2 separate regions of the Homo sapiens genome follow, and region 1 is linked to region 2. A link is a contact called in ENCODE Hi-C data. All regions are on one chromosome and are shown on one strand. Each heading gives the region's core, a stretch centred on a gene start or an enhancer-like site at or near the end of the contact. The rest is flanking DNA. Distances are from core to core; before and after follow the strand shown. Region 1 holds the start of CAPZA1 (capping actin protein of muscle Z-line subunit alpha 1). Region 2 holds the start of RBM15 (RNA binding motif protein 15).

Region 1 (5,545 bases), core at 1,992-4,491, 2.3 Mb before region 2:
TCTACTAAAAATACAAAAAATTAGCCGGGTGTGGTGGCAGGTGCCTGTAATCCCAGCTACTTGGGATGCTGAGGCAGGAGAATCACTTGAACTCAGGAGGTGGAGGTTGCAGTGAGCCGAGATCGTACCACTGCACTCCAGCCCGCTGGGAGACAGTGCAAGACTTCGTTTCAAAAAAAAAAAAAAAAAGTATAAAATATTTTTCATGTGCTCTAACAAAGCCCTCATATTTCATCTATTTACAACATTTTCTACTGCTCTACTAAATAATTTTGATAAACTTGTTTCTCAAAAATGCCTTAACACCACTACCATTGTCTAAACTGAAAGCATGTAGTTTTTCTTAATACTGAAAACTTTATCTTATTACTGAAAGCATTGTCTAAACTGAAAGCATGACTTCTCAATTACCATACTTTTGAAATTGTACACAAATATTCCACTAGTTAGGCTGAAGGGAAAAAATATGCTAGTCACACTTTTTTCCAGCCCCCCAAAATTCTCTTTGCTTTTATGTTTTACAAATGTTGAATGAAATAAAGGAAATAGACAATGAAAAGAACCCAAAGAAGTAATTCATCTCATATTTCAGGATTCCTAATTATAGTATCTTGGTCTTGCTAAGCATGTAACTAAAGAGCTCAAGTTCATTCTCAGAAACTGTGAACTCAAAGCTACAACTAAAAGATTTATTTCTAAAAGTTATTACACTTTCAACTTCCTGTTTTATTTAGACAGCTCATCATGACCATTTCAGGTAACAAAACCCAACTTCCTCTTTATAAAGTGATTAAAAAAACTTCAGCAGTTATGAGAATAGATGATATTACTAGCTTTTACATAAATATTTACAAGGAAACTAAGAGTCCATTATCACCAAATTTTCTAAAGGTTCACTGCCTTTAGAAAATGTAACAAAGATAAAAAACAATATTAAAATATACTTGGCAACAAAAAAAGTATGCTAGAAGAGGAAACTGGTCACAGATCTGCTATTAAAAAAAACAATACTGGCTGGGCTCGGTGGCTCACGCCTGTAATCCCAGCACTTTGGGAGGCCAAGGCGGGCAGATCATGAGGTCAGGAGTTCGAGACCAGCCTGGCCAACATAGTGAAACCCCGTCTCTACTAAAAATACAAAAAATTAGCCAGGCTTGGTGGCGGGCGCCTGTAATCCTAGCTACTCGAGAGGCTGAGGCAGGAGAATCGCTTGAACCAGAGAGGCAGAGGTTGCAGCGAGCGGAGATCGCACCACTGCACACCACCCCGGGTGACAGAGCGAGACTCCATCTCAAAAAAAAAAAAAAAAAACCATAACCCAAGACATTAATGTTATTAATTAAAACACTGCCAGTATCTAAAGGCATCTTAATTGGCATTTTAAAATATATATTTTCCCAAGTTTAATTAAAGGCATTCTAACCTGGTATCAAAGACAAAAATCCAACAACACTGGTCAATGTGTATCAGGTAGGCACAATAAACTTAAAAGTTTATTATTTAAATTATTTGTGAAATTTTGGCCGGCCGCGGTGGCTTACGCCTGTAATCCCAGCACTTTAAGTGGCGAAGACGGATGGATCGTTTGAGCCCAAGAGTTTGAGACCGGCCTGGGCAACAAGACGAAACCCACTCTCTACAAGAAATACAAAAATTAGCTGGACTTGGTGGCGGGTGCCTGTAATCCCAGCTACTCGGGAAGCTGAGGCAGGAGAATAATTTGAACCAGGGAGGCGGAAGTTGCAGTGAGCCGAGCGAGACTCCGTCTCAAAAAAAAAAAAAAATTGTTTAGTTGTATTGTAACAGGATTTTTGCTTAATTTTATTTGAATAGTAACTATTTGCCTTAGAACAATTTATTATAGATCGATTTCCAGCATAGGCTTATACATAAATGTTTTTGTCCTAAATCTTAAACATGTATGAAGATCAGTTTCCAAATAAGAGAAAATCTAACGCTGTTGTCAATGGCTTGTTAAACATTTCAAAATGGCATGCCATATCTACATATATCAAGTTATTCCGTACAGAGGACTTATGGATCATAACAGTCCCCTTCCCATCCCAACTTCTTATTGAAAAAAACACCCAGGTAGATTTACAGAGCACTCAAGGGGACACATTTTCTAATAGCCACAGTGGGAGACAAATGTCATAATTCTTGTCCAATAAGTTGCCTTGTGAGGTCATTCTAAGTTCTACGTGCCCTAAAACCATGTACTTACTGAAAAGCCTGACAAACTGTTATGAAACTGTGCAACTGTCAGAAGAAAAGTTATTCCACCTTAGAATGTGCTCTTGTATTTAAGACCCTTTTCAAGAAATGAGCATACAAAATGCACACTGACAAATTCAACTGATCAAAGACTCCACAGTGGAGCATCAAAGAAGGCAGGATGCTTTGTTCAGTCTTGAACGTGTTAACATAAGGTTTATTATGTGTTACAGAAAACCTTTCTGGAGGTTAAGAAAATCCATCAGCTATTCTAGATTTGTTAACAAGAAACAAAATTTTCAAAAATTATCGTTAAAAGGGATGTGTCTATAGGGAAAGACTGGTGTTCAAATTCTGAAGCAAATGCCCTGAGGCTCACAGATTTATTATAGCGAATCAGACAGGCGACAGTACAGGAGAAAAGTAGTGCATGTGTAGGGAGATGGACAACATTTGGGACCTCTCCTTGTCGAAGAGTCGTGACAGCAAAATCACTTCCTGAGGAAGGAGGAGCAAAAGGGAAGTTAAGAGGCCATCCTGACCAGGAAGTGACTCGCCCTAAACTAACCCCAATTATATCTACAAATGGGGGGATGGGGTGAGCCCCAACTGCTAAAGGCGGTAAAATAACTGCTTTTTGATATGTCGCAACATAACCACCACCCTCTCGCAAAATTACAGAAAAAAGTCCACAGTCACGATCCAATAAAGGAAACGTCTGTTCCCTTGCAGGGAGGCCCCTGGGCTGTGCCTCAGGCCTGAGAGAAAAGGAGAGTCGAGGAACGAGGAACTGGGGCCACCGTGAGGCAGAGGAAAGCCCCCTAAGAGGGAAGCGTCCCGACTGCGGAGAGCGTATGTCAGCATGGACCAAGAAGCTTCTTTTTCCTGGGGACACTGCTAGGCTCCCAACGCAGCCGGGCCGGGCCCCAGTTCCCTGTCGGGGGAGGAGGTAAGAGAGAGAGGCGGACCCCTTACCTTCTCCTCATCCGACACACGATCATCGAAGTCGGCCATCTTGGGCTGTTCTGGCCCAGCCCGGCTACGGGCGCGAGGCAGGCCGGGAAGAAAGCCGAGTGATGGAATCACCGCGGCGGCCGTCGGAAGGACCCGCCCGGAAACGCCGACCAAGAGGGCCCCATGTCAGTTATGCGCGGGAGTGACGTCTCCTAACGCCAGCGCCCGCGCCCGCGCCCCAGGAAGTAGGGTTTGCCTTAGGTGATTTGAAGTCTAATATCTTTCCCAATGAGTTACACTCATTTCCCATCCATCTAATGGGCGCTGGCAGCGTGTTTCGATTATTCTTGGCTTCTGGCCTCCATCCGACCAAATAGCTGTTGCTACTCCTACAAGTTTTTCTGGTGCCCGTTATCTCCACGACAGCCGAATCCAAAGCTTTAAGAGCTGCTCGGCAGCTGGAACGATCGGTGGCTTTTCCAACCCCGGGGGGGGGGCGGTGTGAAAGGTGACCCTCATTTCGTTTGGAAGCGGTAACACTTCGGGGTCACATCTCAGTCCAGTTCCTCCAGAATAGGCGCTGCTGTCCGCCCCTTCCCTGCCCCACGAAAGAACAGGTAGCCCCAATCTTGAGACACGCTCCTCCACCTTCGAAATCTTCTCGGTCCCGGTTCCCCAGGACTCAGCCTTCACAGAGGCCAACTTCAGGTCCGCCACTATCCCAGGATTCCCGACTCCCGGTTTCCTGTCCTTCTCCCCTCCCAGCTCCTGGCGCCTGCGATAGCGGCAAGATGGCGGACCGTGGCGGCGTGGGTGAAGCCGCAGCTGTTGGAGCGTCTCCTGCATCTGTCCCTGGCCTAAACCCGACGCTAGGCTGGAGGGAGCGACTGCGGGCCGGGCTGGCGGGGACTGGGGCCTCGTTGTGGTTCGTGGCGGGGCTGGGGCTGCTTTACGCCCTGAGGATCCCTTTGAGGCTGTGTGAGAATTTGGCAGCGGGTGAGAGGACCAGACCTCCTGGGGCAGGGCGGGGGGCCAGGAGAGATGTCGGGGGCAAGAGCCAAAGGGCAAGAGATTCTCGGTAGTCCTAGAGGGCCTCTGAGGAGTCGATGATGAGCGATCAAGTGAGTTCTTTTTCTTTTGGGCTGCAACCTTGCAGTTGATTGACAAGCCTGCTGCCGTTACCGGCTCCTCCGTAGAACTCTTAAGGTCCGCCCTCTCTCTTATGTCCTCGTTTTTCCATGGAAAAGCCACCTGACAAGCTATAAGCTTCAGGTATTAGGACAGAAGAGTGTCTCAGATTAGGATACGTAATTTATATTGGCTCCCCCACCTCTGGTAGGATCCCTTAAAAGTCACTACTTTGAGTCTCCCGCTGCCCAGCTGAAAGAACTCATATCCAGGCAACAAAGATGAGCACATCTGTAATTTAAAGATTTCAGAGAAAGAAAATGGCATGATTTTAATTGAGGATTCTCTTGTTTTAAAATAGTTCTGTTAAGAAATCGTTTTCGTGATAGTTTTGTCTGTTCTTTTAGGCTTATCTTGAGTAATAAAATAGTACAGGAAGTGAGAGCGCCACAAACAACAGTGGGTTTGCTAGTTCTTTCGACGTCTGTAGAACACTTGCTACGTATTCTGTGCTGACAATACGAACACATGTAAGAAGTGATGATCCTGATGGATTCTCATATACTGTACTATTCTTTAGCTGTAGACAGGATGAAGTGTTTAGGGCCCAGGTCCCCTTACCATGTGATTATATTTCACTCAAGATCTGAGCAGCAACCTCAGAACAAGATATAAGTATTTCCATTACATGATTCAGTATGGTGGTTGATTTTTCTGAAGCAAAAGGCAGCAAATGTCCCCTTTCCTGTTCAGAGATGACATGAAAGACTGTGAGTTAATGTTCGGAAATATTTTGGTTTTTTTGGAGGATAGGTATCAAGTTCAAATATAACTAGCACTCTAAAATAAGCTAAACTGAAGAGCTAATTTGGCATCTCTGTAACAGGTGAATGAAGTGCTTAACGGTGGTTTCTATGCACAGTGTTACTGATTGACTTGTCATTTATTTTTCTACGTTAACCATATGCAACATTTAGATGAGAATAGTTGATTACTATAGATTTTTCTTTTTTACGTTTCGTGTGTGTGTGTGTGTGTGTGTGTGTGTGTGTGTGTGTGAGAGAGAGAAAGACAGACAGAGTCTCCCTTTGTCACCCAGGCTGAAGTGTAGTGGCAAGATCACTGCAGCCTTGAACTCTTCTGCTTAAGCGATCCTCTGGCCTCAGCCTCCCAAGTAGCTGGGACTGCAGGCGTGCACCACCACGACTGGCTGAGTTTTAAATTTTGCGTAGAGACTGGGTCTATTTTA
Region 2 (5,817 bases), core at 1,395-3,894:
GAGGACCGGCTGTCAGAACTTCCAGGCACAGCCAAAAGAATGGCATAACCATTGGGCCCTGCTACTTTGATGCGTCGAGTTACTTCATCCAACTTGGGCTGGTCCAAACGGAGACGCTGAGTGATCTTGAGCTGGGCCACTTTGCCTCCAGTTGAACCCTCCACAAGAAGACTACTAGCCACTTGGAGGTCACCCTGCAACAGATGCATGTTGGAAGGAAAGTTGCTGTTCTTCAGTAGAAGCATGCCCTGCCAGGCCAAACAGAGTTTGGGAGAGGCTGATGCCACAGGGGCTGTCCCCCCATCCTGTTTCTGGGACGGGGACTTCAGCTTGGAGGAAGCAGTGCTGGTGCTAGGTGCACTCCCATCAGAGCGGTCTTCTTTTTTCAGAGGGCTTTTTCCCTCAGTGGGAGCAGTTGTCCGGTGCTTCCTATCTCGTTCAGCTGATGCAGAGTTTTTACGGTCTCGCTTGTCACCCTGGCTCTTCTCCAAACTACCTCGTCTGTCTCTGATTGGAGAGGGCCTTTCCAAGAGAAGACGGGAAGATCGATCATTGTCGCTGTTGTAACGATCCCGGCTACTGCTCAATTCTGGACTGCGGTCAGGAGAAGGAGCGCAGTGACGTTTTCGTGGGCGGTCACTCTCAGGAGACCTATCCAGATGACGTCCTCCACTCTCCTCAGGCAGCCTTCGCTTCCTAGGCTGGTCTCTGCTGCTGGGCAGATCTCGATCACCTCTGTCCCGGTCCAAGGACCAACCATCCCGCCTGCGATCTAGGCTATCCAGTGGCTCGTAAGCAGGCACAGAAGTAGCTGCAGTCCGAGTGCTGCGTTCTCGGACTGGGGGTGGGGGTGGCACCCAATCAGAGTCAGGATAAAGGTCCCTATCACGATCTCTGTATAGTAAGGGTGGTGTCCTATCCCGAGCACCCCTCAAAGGGTCTGGTGCCCGATGTCCAAAAGCATCTGTCACCAGCTCATAATGAGTCAAGGGCAGAGGCTGCAGATACTGCTGCTGGTAACGATGTTCGGTGTCGGCAAAGTCTACTCTAAGGCGTCGATCTGGGCCACCAAGTGGGAAGCCCCGCATATGGGTCCAGGCAGCATGCGCTGCATCCAGGCTTTCATACTGGATATATGCCCAACTATCACCTTTTCGGTAGTCTATGGTGCGTATGGTGCCAAATCGATCAAATTCTCGTGCCAGGGCAGCAAGAGGAACCCAAGGTCCCAGGCCTCCCACCCAGAGGCGGGTGGTGGGTGTAGCTTTACCATAACCAATTTTGATAGGATTCCGAATTATAATTTTGCCAGACATTGCTAATTTGGCCCGGTGAGACATATCTAAGTTCTCAAATTTGAGAAAGCCGTAAGTACTAGTCTGGCCGCGAGAAGGCCTCTTGATATCTACTTCTGTGATGACTCCAAAGCGATCAAACGCCCTTCTTAAATCACTCTCCGTTACAGTGATGTCTAGGTTGCCCAAGAAGAGCGTCCGGTTAGCTCGCTGATCATCCTCGGGTGAAATCTCATCCACTTCTCTGAAAGGAGCAGCACCTGCTCCAGCTCCCACCCTTGGCTCAAGACTGTATGCAGGGCGCACTCTCTCATAGAACGGGTAGTCTCTTTCTCTCTCCAGGTCTCGAGGCAATGGTGGCGGAGGTGGAGGGGGCAGGCGGCCAAGAGCCAACTGCTGCAGCCGGTAGTCTCTGTATCCCAAAGCAGCGCCACCAGGGGAAAGTGATCTCTGGCCTCCACCACCTCCAGGGGGGTGCCGGTGACCACCTACAGAGGCCCCGACCACACTGGCTGATGGAGGATAAGTATCTTTGTCTAAAGGGGAGCGGCTGCGGCGCCGGCTCACATACACAGCTTCTATCTTCAGAGGCCGGTCATAGAGCACCAGGCGGCCTCTGGCATGCTTGGCCGCCCGCGCGTCCTCTGGCCGCCGGAAGTTCACAAAGGCTACCCGCTCATCCCCGCTGCCAGAACCCGACAGATGACTGATTTTCACACTTACATCACCGAAGCGTTTGAACTCATGAAACAGGCCGTCCTCCACCGCTTCGTCACTAAGCTGGGACCCCAACTCGCTTATCTTCAGAGTCTTGTATTCCGCGCCGTCCCCGCCGCCGGGAGCTGAGGAGGCGGCCCCAGAGGAACGTGACTCCCCGCCTCCACCCCGGGAGCTGCTGCGCGATTCGCCCCCGCCCGAAGAATTTTTGGTGCTCGGGGAGCTATAACTATGCAAGCGGCTACTGGAGCTGCCCCCACCGGTATCATACTCGCGGCTGCCACCTCGACTGCTGGACTTGTCCAGGTGGAGACTCCGCCGCGACCCACCGCCGCTATCGGTCTTTCCGCTGCTGCTCCCATTGCTGCCACCAGAGCCCCCTAACTTCTTGCTCCGCTCACCGCGGGAAGTCGAGTCCTCACCACCACGGGAGCGTTTGGCCTTCACTGGCGAGCGCTCTTTTCCCTTCATTGTTGCGGGTCGTCGGAGGTCGTCTCCGCGGAGCTGAGTAACCCGCCGCCCCGCGCTCGTTTCACACAGCGGAACCGCACGCCGCCATCTTGGACTCCGCCGCGGCACAGGGTCCCGCCCCGCAGTCCTCATTGGCCAATTGCTCTCTCTTCTACAGTCTCATTGGGAAAATTATTTGTCTATCTTTACATCTCCCCGCGCTCCAGGAAGGCGCCCGCCCAACCACTGTTATTGGGTTCCCAACCCCCTAGTCGGAGTACCTCATTGGTTACATTTGTTGTCTATCTTAACGGTTCCTCGCGCCAGACTGTAGCTCCGCCCCTCGCACTCTGCGGTCACGTGACCCAAAGTGTTGAGGTGTTGATTGGACAAAAAGTCTGCCCTGTAACGGTACTTCTTGCTCAGTGACAGCAGCAACCCACCTCCTTATCCCTTTCATTGGCTTATAAACCCGTCCTTTAAACCACTATTTGGGAGGTCGGGCCATCAGTTTCGGCGTTTTTTCCAGAGAGGCAGGCTCACAGCGATATCGCGAGAGACGGTAAGCTCCCTCTTTCGACCCCCTTTTTCCAACTCCTCCGGCGGCTAAAAGAAGTTTAAATCTGATTGGATGTCGGCAAGGAAGTTGATAGGCTGAAATAACTGTCCATCACTCGCTTAAAGGGGTAGGCCTGTATAACGGAGGAGGCTGACTGAAGGTGAAAGACTAGAACACGTGCTTGCTGTGCGACGTCACTTAGATGTCGCGAGAGGGTGACTGTGCGCCAGCCCCGCCTCCCCGCGTTTTCGGCGTTCTCCCCACAAACATTTGTTAAGTTCCGTGGGGTGTTTGGCTGTGCTTCGGCCCTTGGAGTTCGAAACTTCTGAGCTCCCCGCCGTCGTACCTGTGCCGGCCAAGGGGCGGGGCAGGCTTTCCGGCTGTCGGGGCCCTCCAGTCCCTCAGGAAGCCGTCCTGGGACGCCTAGCGGACACCATTTTACGTCGCTGTGGTAGCTGAGTGAACAGCCGGGGGGAGCCCCGCCCCCCGCGCGCGGGAGAGCGCCGCCCGCGGTCACCTGGGCCCGCGGGGCAGAGAGTTCACGGTTCCTGCAGCCTCGGGTCATGCTGACGCCCCCGGGCGGTGCTAACACGTAACACGCGGGACCTCGAGAGCTAAGAAGCAGGGCGACTAAGACGCAGCCCTCGCCCAGGAGCCCGTCTCTCCCGCGAGCTACCCGTTCCCGCCCAAGTACTCCGGGTAACCGAGGGGAGTGACCGTCGCTCCCCGCCTCGTGGCCCGCGGGCGGAGCCGGAACTGTCGGGACACCGCGGACGTGTCTTTGGGCGGCATGTTTTATGTTGCGAATCTGTGTGGATTTTTAAATTCTGTATTCCCCTAAAATAGCAGTGTTTTTAATATGTAATGCTTCTACCCTGAAAATCACCAAGCGAAATTTAGGCTCCATGCAGATATGTCACTTGTTTTTCCCCCTGTGGCTTCTTGTATCCCTTGGCACTCTTATTGTGTGTTAAAAGCCAGCAGCACAGGCACCTTGCGGCCGCTCCAGATCCACCTCGTTTGGCTCCTTCAGTCGTTCGCCGTACAACTTTCCTTTCCATAGTGCGTTACTGTGGCGGACAGAGCACCTGTGAGAGGTGCAGGCGATGCCGAGCTTAGGGGGGTATGGCCTGTGCCCCAGCACTCGCCGGTTGCTGGAGGGACGCAGCGCTGAGGTCACCACAGCCTTTAGACTGTCTGCAGCCCTCCCAGGTTCGCGCCGGGGCGGAGGTTATGAGGATTCTTGTATTGATCCGGTCCTCAACCCTATTTCCCAAGATCCAATCTATAGTAGAGGGTGTGAGGTGTTTTTAAACGTGACATTTTTCAAGGTAACAATAATATCCCAAAAGCTGAAACCTAAACTTAAAAACTGTGTTAAGATTAGGGACTGTAACCTAAATTTAGCCTTGGCTGAGCCATCCTTCTTTTTGTAAATAATCGTGAGGAATGTGAAGCTGGAGGCCTTCTATCTCTTGATTAGATCAAAGAAACTCGAAGGAAGAAGCTCAATTGTAAAGCATAAAAATCCACAATATTGTAATGTGTAGACATCTTCATTGTATTAAAATGGGAAATAAAACTTCATAAGGCATAAAATAATGTGTATAATACGCTACCATTTGTGGTTTTAAAAATGTTTGTATTTATGAGTATGTACATTTAAAAAATATATTTTCATGGAAACTTTCTTGACAAATACACGGGAAATTGTTACTAGGATTGCCCTGAAGAGGTGTGCGAGGGTCTGGAGTAGGAGGGAGACTTTACTTTTCTTTGTAGAAATCTTTTGTTTCTACAAAGGGCGCTATTACTCCTTCAGTTTAAAAAATAACATTTTTAACTTTCCTTAAACTATTTTTATGGAAAAAGTTTAAAATATATAAAAGAATACTTTAAAGAACTCCCATGTGTACCCAACACCCTATTTCAGCAATTATCAAATCATGTCAATCTTGTTTCATCTGCATCACTCTTCCCACTCTTCTTTTCTCCATTATTTTCTTCCAGACTTACCTGATACATTTCCTGCCCCAGTTGTGGAATCAGCCATTTCTCCAGAGAGCTCTGGTTCCTTTTAGTGGGAGATGGTATTTAAAGATAAAAATCTGGATGCTGGAGGATAAAAAACACATGAACACATTATTTGTAAAAGCATGAAATAAAAAGTTATAGCTGGGTTTAAATCTGTTTCAAGGTTATATTAATAGACCACAAATGGAAATTGAAGTTAAGCCATTATCTGATTACTCAATGTAATAACCAATCGAGATAATAAACCAGGCACCAGAGTGACTTTTTAACCTAAATAGACCTGCTAAGGTGACTCACTGATCAAAGAAAAAGATAATGACCAAATCAGTAGTTTTCCAAACTTCAAGATAGGGGTTGAGGGAGCACAAGATTTGAGAGAAATAATTCAGGGAGATAAACAGACACCCAGTCTGTGTGAACATGCACCAGAGGCATGCCAAGTTTAGTGGCTTGCCACTTCAAATACCAGGGAGCTTGATGGAAGCTACTGCCTGCAGCTGGCTATAGTACAAAGGCTTGCCTAGGGGGACTGGAAATCTGCCTGGAGCCAAGAGTGCTAGTAAGTTTTATGGTTAGATGGAAAAGGCCTAGATTCCATTAAGAGTAACAGCCAAAATATTGCCTGTGATGTGTATGTGTGTGTGTGTGTGTGTGTGTTTCCACAACAAATGAATAAGTTGGATCCATGCTGTAGTTAAAATAAGTGATTGTTTTCATTTCCTTTGTGTTATTGCCCCCAAAATTACCCCCTCCCCTGGCTTC

Evidence for each region. A loop is a pair of places that touch in the nucleus more often than their neighbours do. Pooled maps may share reads with other maps.
Region 1: a map of naive thymus-derived CD4-positive, alpha-beta T cell shows a loop between it and region 2 (23-fold over the local background). The contact joins the promoter of CAPZA1 here to the promoter of RBM15 in region 2. A Hi-C loop is called at or near these places in 2 of 168 maps with a recorded cell type or tissue (both naive thymus-derived CD4-positive, alpha-beta T cell), 5 of 37 single-sample maps with no recorded cell type and 12 of 50 pooled maps.

Annotation. Positions count from the first base shown.
Region 1 is chr1:112,617,528-112,623,072 of GRCh38, reverse strand. CAPZA1 (capping actin protein of muscle Z-line subunit alpha 1) reads right to left here and starts at 3,241. Exons shown (of 10, transcript NM_006135.3): 1 at 3,190-3,241. The coding sequence starts at 3,228. It overlaps ST7L (suppression of tumorigenicity 7 like), which reads left to right and starts at 3,932. Exons shown (of 15, transcript NM_017744.5): 1 at 3,932-4,164. The coding sequence starts at 3,960. RefSeq lists enhancers at 2,959-3,408, 2,561-3,760, 3,869-3,968.
Region 2 is chr1:110,336,204-110,342,020 of GRCh38, reverse strand. It overlaps RBM15 (RNA binding motif protein 15), which reads right to left and starts at 2,644. Exons shown (of 3, transcript NM_022768.5): 1 at 1-2,644. The coding sequence starts at 2,615. It overlaps LOC124904276, which reads right to left. Exons shown (of 1, transcript XM_047437983.1): 1 at 3,018-5,817. The coding sequence starts at 3,586. The coding sequence ends at 3,080. It overlaps RBM15-AS1 (RBM15 antisense RNA 1), which reads left to right and starts at 2,850. Exons shown (of 4, transcript NR_036595.1): 1 at 2,850-3,024. RefSeq lists enhancers at 1,656-2,105, 1,477-2,215, 2,186-2,305, 2,336-2,635, 3,776-3,965 and 2 more and a silencer at 3,406-3,675.